Regions from separate parts of the Homo sapiens genome. Here all the other regions are linked to region 2. The links are chromatin contacts, found by Hi-C in ENCODE. All regions are on one chromosome and are shown on one strand. The core of a region is the stretch at or near the end of the contact, and the rest is flanking DNA. Distances in the headings are between cores, read along the strand shown.

The links. Hi-C counts contacts between places; a loop is a spot of excess contacts on that map. Pooled maps may share reads with other maps.
Region 1: a map with no recorded cell type shows a loop between it and region 2 (2.2-fold over the local background). The contact joins two enhancer-like sites. A Hi-C loop is called at or near these places in 1 of 168 maps with a recorded cell type or tissue (naive thymus-derived CD4-positive, alpha-beta T cell), 2 of 37 single-sample maps with no recorded cell type and 10 of 50 pooled maps.
Region 3: a map of endothelial cell of umbilical vein shows a loop between it and region 2 (5-fold over the local background). The contact joins two enhancer-like sites. A Hi-C loop is called at or near these places in 2 of 168 maps with a recorded cell type or tissue (endothelial cell of umbilical vein and naive thymus-derived CD4-positive, alpha-beta T cell), 1 of 37 single-sample maps with no recorded cell type and 8 of 50 pooled maps.

The regions. Positions count from the first base shown.
Region 1 is chr6:141,482,381-141,485,080 of GRCh38, reverse strand. No RefSeq gene overlaps it. Among named protein-coding and RNA genes, the nearest start is that of GJE1, 650 kb to the left of the region's middle. RefSeq lists an enhancer at 1,320-1,459. Within about 2 kb of position 1,305, at least 16 of the 41 ENCODE cell types and tissues checked have a DNase peak (open chromatin) inside an H3K27ac peak, as active enhancers do.
Region 2 is chr6:140,570,983-140,573,682 of GRCh38, reverse strand. All of the region lies in intron 2 of LOC105378027 (a long non-coding RNA gene), which reads right to left. Among named protein-coding and RNA genes, the nearest start is that of MIR4465, 110 kb to the left of the region's middle. Within about 2 kb of position 1,387, at least 3 of the 41 ENCODE cell types and tissues checked have a DNase peak (open chromatin) inside an H3K27ac peak, as active enhancers do; they include endothelial cell of umbilical vein, where a contact is called at or near this core.
Region 3 is chr6:141,560,984-141,563,683 of GRCh38, reverse strand. No RefSeq gene overlaps it. Among named protein-coding and RNA genes, the nearest start is that of GJE1, 570 kb to the left of the region's middle. Within about 2 kb of position 1,348, at least 16 of the 41 ENCODE cell types and tissues checked have a DNase peak (open chromatin) inside an H3K27ac peak, as active enhancers do; they include endothelial cell of umbilical vein, where a contact is called at or near this core.

The sequences.
Region 1 (2,700 bases), core at 56-2,555, 910 kb before region 2:
TTTAAAGGAGTTTAATGAAGCAGAGAATTATTTGGGAATCCAGTAGCTCTCAAGAGCCAGCAGAGTGGTTCAGAGATCTCACTTCTGCAAAGTAGGTAGGCAGTACATATGGACAGAAAATGAAAGTAAGGTACAGAAACTGGTTGGTTACAGCTTAGCATTTTTTACTTGTTTGGACATGGTCTGATCAATTGGCAGCCTGTGATTGGCTGAAGCTAGTCGGCTGTGACTGGCTGAGACCTAGCAATTTGTTACAATATATACTCCTAAATTAGGCTTTCAGTTTGTTTAGTTAAATTGTAGTTTGTTATGTAGGGACCTACGGTACCGAGACAGCCTCAAGCCAAATTTAATTTAATTAAACAATCATCACCTCAATCTTAATCTTGGCAAAGGAAATACTAAAATAAGATGGGCCATTGAGGAATCTTTGAGCCTTCCAAGTAAAATGGCAAATTTCAAGTTACACTGCGTTACTACAGGAACTACAGAGGTTAGAGTTTTGATCAAAGACTTAAAAAATTGCCATCCAGTGAACAGATACCTGATTAAAGTTACCTCTAAAGAGGGCAAATATTTAATAAATGGCAACAAAGAGCTGGCCGGGTGTGGTGGCTCACGTATGTAATCCCAGAATTGTGGGAGGCCGAGGAAGGATGATCGCTTGAAGCCAGGAGTGGTAGACCAGCCTGGGCAACATAGTGAGACCCTGTCTCTACAAAAAATAAAAATAAATTAAAAAAATTAAAATAAATAAGTAAATAAATAAGAGCTCCCAGTTTTTGCTTTAATAACCCAGGCTTGAAATGTTGTGTTTTTTTTTCCATTGGAAAAAAAACATTTTAAGGTTTCACTTTATTTTTGCTGAATTGTTAACATTGCTGAGCTGATTTCACCTAAATTATGGTAAAGATTAATCAGAGACCCTAAACTCTGAAGGAAGTATCTTAACTATTTTTCCAGAACTCACTAACCGCAAGTCCTAGAAAACTCCCAAGGGCAAGTTTCATATTTCTGGCCATATTTTAAAACTGAAATCATTTTGAGGAAAATTCTAAAGCGTTTGAAGAGAAGCATCCAAAAATTTCAATTGCTTCTCTGAAACCTTGGAATCCTGCCTGTTAATAATCTCCATGCTCTTTGCTTAGAATTTACCCACAGAATTAACTGACAGGAAACTGCCCATCACCCTCCACCCTCCCAGTAAGACTGTGCCAAAACACTCATCAGAAGCCACAATGACAAAAATAGATCCAATTGACGACTATGCAGTGACTAAGAAACGGATGTACCGATTTAAGCTATCTTCATTATCTTCTTCCTTGTTTTGATGGCAAAAAGAAAGAGAAAGCTACGTAATAGCATCTGGGCAAAACAGCTTGTACACCAAGTTCTGCCCTATGTAATTTAAAATATTTGAGTTCTTATAACATCCCTGAAAAGCATGGCTTTTAATACAAACACCACATATATACAGTACAGATCATCTAACTATAGTCATGCTTCTGGGCAGAGCTTGCAGCAATAGCAAAAATAATAAAAGAAAATTCTCTTTGTACAGCTGAATGGCTGCACTAGAATTTTCAGTGTTCAGATGTAATTAGAAAACAGCTGTGAAGGAAAATCAATTGTTCCTGGTAGTCAATGGCTAATTTTCCACAATCAAAATAAAGAATGCAATATGACATGTTTGTAATGAGCAAGTAATTGTTTCTCTTTTGTTTATTGTTTTAACATTTTTCCCTTTATTTGTGGGAGCTGTCATTTGCTTGCTTTAGGACAACTTCTCCTAGTCTTTGCTTCTCCCATCCATATTTAAATACTAGCAACTGCCAAAGAGGCTATGCAGTCCAGCTCAGTTTATTCACGATTGCCTTGCTTATGATGGTGATTTGTGGACTTGCAAGGAAATATTGTCCTTGCTTTTATGAATTCACAATAAAGCTTCCATAAACGGAATGATTATTAAACACTAGCATTTATTCATGGGATTTAACTTTGATTCATTCTGCAAAGGTCTCATGTGTCAAAAAGATGCAGTTCCCAGAATTCATTGACCTGCTGCTCCAAGTGCGTCTGCATTGCAAAACAAAACAAAACTGAAACGACCACACGGCCCTTTTTTTATACCCTTCAATCATTGGCATAGACTGGACGGTATTGGTGTAGCAGATGGATAGAAAAGCTCAACCTCTATGGTGCACACTTGGAATTTAGATGGTTGGAAAATTAACTTAAATGCTAGAATAGACCAATGAGAGTAAAATTGTTTTATCATGCAAAAGAGTCTGGTTGAGAAACACCAAGAGGATTAACACTCCTAGGCTGCTTTCAGCTGATAGAAAAAGAAAAAAAAAATGCTTATATTATTTAGTGAAATTAATGTCTATATTATTCTTTTTCTACACTTATATTTTTCTGGAACATTCTTTGAAAGCAAATATAATTGCAGTTTCAGAGAATGAAATGAATAGTAAATAAGGACTGAATCTTAATTGCTGTGTGATCTTGGGACCATGTCTTAGTCTTGGTTTATCTCTATTTCTTTGTGAGAAAAATGATAATTAATATGTGAATATAGGTTCTTCCTCTTCTAATATTATTACATAAAATATATTAGTATATGAATATTTCCAAATTTTAAAGTTCTGGAGGAAAGACATTTTCCATTAAAAAAATGCATGATAAGCCATCAGTAGC
Region 2 (2,700 bases), core at 138-2,637:
AAACCATCTAGAAAGTAATAAAAATGAGAACCAATTTTGAATTGGGTATCCGGAAACTGGGCTGGAGTCCTGAGCAAGGGAGACCCCTCAAAGACTGTTTGCAAATTGGAGCATCTCTCGAGGCTATAGCTATAGCCTGCCAAAATAGAACTCTAGAGCCTAGGGTCTCCCTCAAATGAAAAGAACAGACAAGTGGAAAGAAAAGTAGAAGAGCAGACAGGAGGGGACAGTATTGAGAACCAAATTTCCCACTGGGACCCGTCTCTAAGGCAGTATGGCTGATGGTTCGTTAAGAAAAAACTATGAAGGAAATGTGAGAGTCTGGGAAGGGAGAGACCGGCACCAATTGCTGCAGTACAGGGACTTTCATTCACACTGAAAAATCCATCCAAATAGGCTTCTAAACGGGCCTTTTCCCTGCTACAAATGAAACAAATCTAGAGAAATCTATAATTTCCAGCACTGCCCTGACTTATACATGTCTTACACCCCAGAGGCATGACTACCATTTGAGTTAGAGGACTTACTTATACTCCAGTTACTCTTTTGCCTGTGAGTTTCAGTCTGCATCAAGTGACACTGGTGTTCACCATGTCTTAGCACATCCATTACCTAAAATTAATGTGTGTTCTCTGAGTGTGCATTCTAGTCATTTGGGAAATTGTTATAACATGTATGACTGCCACACTGATTACATAACTCAGGAGATTCTCAGTCATGTATATTAATTTTGAGAATATACCCTGGGAATTCTGATAGGATGCCCCTACTCTCACCTCTAGGCACAGCCCCACCAGAATAACCATGTAAATCAGCATAATAATGACTGGAAACGCTCACAGGCCTGCAACTGACTTCTTGCTCCTCTAGTTATCACTAGTTATAAGCTATGTATTTTCTGGAACGTTACTTAACTTTTAAATCTCGAGCTCCTCCAGTTATATCCACACTTGGCACTAGTTCATCATGTTAGGTGATCAGATCAGCATGTTAACTAACTGCACAGGTTTTAGTGTGGAAAACAGTAGGTTCCGAGAAGTCAGATAAGACAAGAGGTCCCTGGTTATTTGAAAGGAAGAAATTGGAAGACAAAAAGGAGAGAGGAGACAGCATCAAAGCAGAATTTGCTACTTTATAATTTGGCCTAGAATTAGCCCTTAGAAAAACTGGTGGCTTAGACCACTTAACGGCACTATCAGGCTCTAACCCTATTTCCTAAATATAATACTTCCAGCTCACCTAAATAAATGGAGTTTCGTGACGAGTGCACAGGAAAAGATGACTCAGAAAACTGGTTAAGATTGCCCTTCTCTTTGCTGTTTCCTGTTTTCCTTACAATTGATGTATTTTTGGCAAAGAGTCTTGTTGTAAATTGTCTTGGGCAGTGGTTGCATGATACTGTATTAAGTTGCTAAAAAGAGAATTCTGAGTTAGTGAATGACTAAGCAGTGCTTTCATCCTGAATAATGATAGACCTGCTAGACAGTTGTAACTGGATTTTCCATTTCTTTCCTGACAGCAGCATTGGGCTAAGGGGTTGGAAGTCCTTTAAATAGACAGATGCATAAACCATAAATGCTTTAGTCTTGCTTATTTTCTTTCCAGTGCTAATCTCTACACAACGGTACCATCTCTGGTCAGCTAATTGTTTTTATAGAAAACCTTAGCAGTAGAATTTTTTAGTATTGAATTTTATCTACTTTCTTTTTCATCTTTTTCTTTTCCAAAATGTAAAGATTTTGGTTATGAACAATAAGGGATATATCTAACTTGCTGTTTTGAAACTTTGCTCTATTTAAGATGAGTAGCTTTCTCAAAAGAGAAACACACTGTGTCTCAGTTTGAAATGTAATATTATCATTGACAAGAAAGACTTCAAAATGAGTTCACATCACATAGCAAAGTGAATTTTAAGACAACAGAAAATCTCTTTGCTTCTCTCACGTAAAATAAGTGCTTCTATCTATTGATCTGAGATCTAAAGTGCCCGTTGCCATTCTACCCAAGTACCAAGAAAATACATTTGCAGTAAGTCTAAGAGCTTAATAAAAATGTGTGATTATTATAGTGTAAAATTTCTTCACTCTGTATTACTATTTTGTCTATGTGAATCTTACCTGCTTATAAATTTATATTTGCTAATTAAACTAAATATATCAATAAAAGATATTTTTTCCACAATATTCTTGTGTGTTTCTATTAACAGCTTAAAATGTTTTAAGGATATTTCATCAAGTTCTGCATGCTTGAGGAAAGTATTTTCAGAATTTGTCATAGAGGACTGAATGACAACTCAAAGACAAATGGAGTTTTACTACATAGAGTTAAATCAAATTAGTGACTTTCAGATTGGTGTGGGCTGAGTGGAATTTGAAATATGAAGTTAAAAATCTATAATTAATTACCTTTCTTTTCAAGATATATTTTATTAGTTTCCAAAAATGGCAGTATGGTATTTCAAATACCTCTTTGAACCACAGTAAAATATTCTATAATACATTCTTCACCAAAGTTGATGGCCTCAGTTGTGGCAGCATTTTATGTCTTATTGATACTAATTGAAGATGATGTTTATTTATGATAATATTGTTTGTTTAGTGCTTATTTCTGACACTTTATCAATTTTTTCTACCATCTATATAAAATTTCCAAGTTGGAAAATAAAGAAAGACTAAAATCTCATATGTAATTTGGTCTTCT
Region 3 (2,700 bases), core at 99-2,598, 990 kb before region 2:
AGGAGATCAGCTACCCCGAGATTTGGGCATTGTAAACGTCTTTCATTTTCCTTCCTTTCCCTGGTTTTAATTAGCATTGGTGATTCAGGGCTGACTAAATTTTTCATCCAAGTTTTTCTTTCAAGTCATTGATCAATAACTCGTTAATGAAGCCAGGAGAAGAGAACGAAGCATTCTTAAATGTCCAGTACCACTCCTAAAAGCAAACAAATAAACAAGCCAGGAGCTGCACTGAAGAAATCATTCAGCTAGCTAAACCGTGCAGTGGCTACGAGGAAGAGTAATTGATTTAGTGGGGAGGGTGCTAACATCCCTAAACATTAAATCCAAGACATAATATTTAAAACATTGCTTTAAAGGGTATTAATATTTGCATTATCGTTTTCCATTTAACTTTCATGAAATGTCATATGGTCTTAATAAAATAGTTTTCAAGGTATAGTTCATCTGAAGAGCCATTAATTCAACCTTCTCTAAATAGAGTTCTTTAGAAGACCGTTACATTTTGAATTTCCAAAGGAACAGAGCAGTGTGTGATGCATATCCTCAGTATTCATGCAGAGACTAGAGAAGGTCATTTGCACTTCTGTGCCAGACATTTCAAAAATAAAGCAAAAAAAAAAAAAAAAAAGTGGAAGTCTCCATGCACAGTTCAAGGATCTTTCCACTAGGTGGCAGAAGCGCTCCTTCAGCTCTTCCGCTTCTTCTGGTGTGGGCTGTAATTAGGTCAGTTTAAGTTAAAGTAGGGCTGAGAGATGAAAAAAGTAGATTTTCTCCTCTGGAACACACTGCAGTTTAATTTCACTTCTTTCTACATTGTGCGATGAAGGTGGATTTAACTTTTAAAGGCAAAGAGACAAATCTCTGCCAGGGTAAATGAAAAGACTCAGGGAGGGCAACTGGCACAAAAAAAAACATAAAAGAAAGGAAATGCTTTTTGGCTGTTTCCTAATTTTGATATCCGGGTCATAGTCAGAAATCATTTTCAGAGGTAAAGTGTTATATAGGTTCTGTGAAAAGCGGGGGTGACTTCTGAAGCCTAAGGGGGCCGGCTTGCTGGGTGTCGATGTTAAAAATTTCCCCTACTGGTGACATTAAATAAAATAAAGCCATTTTATCCTCGACGCTTTTCTAATTTTGCCAGCAGCCAGAGAAGCATGCTAATCTGAGAGGAAAACTCCACACCCCAACACAGGTTTCCCTTTCCTGCTGAATAAGGCACTTAGGAAGGAAGTGGTCCTGAAGGTGAAAGTTGAAACCGGTGTTTTACCCAATGCTGCCTGTTAGAGGCCCTGGGGAGGACAGGGACGTCCTGGAATCGGGATGGGCTGAGCGCGCCAGGCAGCCTGGTGAGGAGGTGGAGGAGCTTCCCTATCAGAGAGCGTCAGGAAGTCACTGCGGTCACCTCTGTGAGAAACAGTGGGGAAAAGGGGAGGACAATCGCAGGAAAACCCATCCACTCCTCTGCTGCCGATCATGGCATTCATTGAATGTGCAAAAGCCAGATATTGTTAAAGAAAATAAAGGCAAATAAGATATGAGAACAGACGTGGCATAAATAATGATGTTTCCTGATTCTAAACTCTTTAGAGGTTGAGAGCATCCAGCTAATTTGGAGGTTGTTTCTTTGAATTACAGGTCATGTCACAGGGAATGCCAAACTCAGAGAGAGGAGAGGAGGTTGGCGGCACAATAAAAGCTGTATGGGGGATGGGGGGGAAATGGGGATGGCTAATGGGTACAAAAAATAGAAAGAATGAATACAATCTGATATTTGATAACACCGCAGGGTGACTATAGTCAGCAATAATTTAACTGTAGATTTTTTAAAAACTAAGTGTATAATTGGATTGTTTGTAACACTAAAGATAAATGCTTGAGGTGGTGGATACCCCATTTACCCTGATGTGATTATTACGCATTGCGTGCGTGTGTCAAAATATCTCACTAGCTCTGTAACTACATATATATATATATATATCATCTACGTATCCAAAAAAATTTAAAAAATTTAAATAAATATATGAGGAAATAAGCTAAATACACAAACAGGTGGCTCAGATATACTAAGATTATTCAAATAATTCTTTAATTTTCTGAAAAATGTTTAAGATTGGAGTTGACAGTGCCTTCTGACGCCTCTTCAGCATTGCCCAGTTGCTAATGTCTTTGTGTTACCCCAAAATTTGTTCAAACATATTGAAACTGGAAATCCACCTGGTTAACAATACCTCCTGTTTGTGCAGGCTGTTTTCCATCTGTAGCCACAGATGATATGATTACAGACTTTGTGTGCAATTCGGTGTTCTTATGTTTGCCTACGGAATCATAGACAATCACATTAAAGCTATGTGCAAACATGGCACATGACTCAATTCTCCATTCCTCAAATGATGTTCTGTGTATGTCTCAATATTGAAGAAAGGAATAAAGAGTGATGGAGAGCAGAGTAAGAAGGCAAGGAATAAAGAACATGAATTAAAGACTCTTGAAATCTTATTTCAAGGACACAATCACTGTGTTGTAGCTTCTCATTTCAAATATACTAAGAGATCCAATTGTTGACAGACAGTAGTCAGATATGGTACAACTAGATACTGTACTTCTTGATGAGATTGGAAACAGAAAACACAGTCAATGAATTGTAATTTATAAAGACAGTGGACTGATCCCTGATGTATATCTCAGAAATCAGATAGT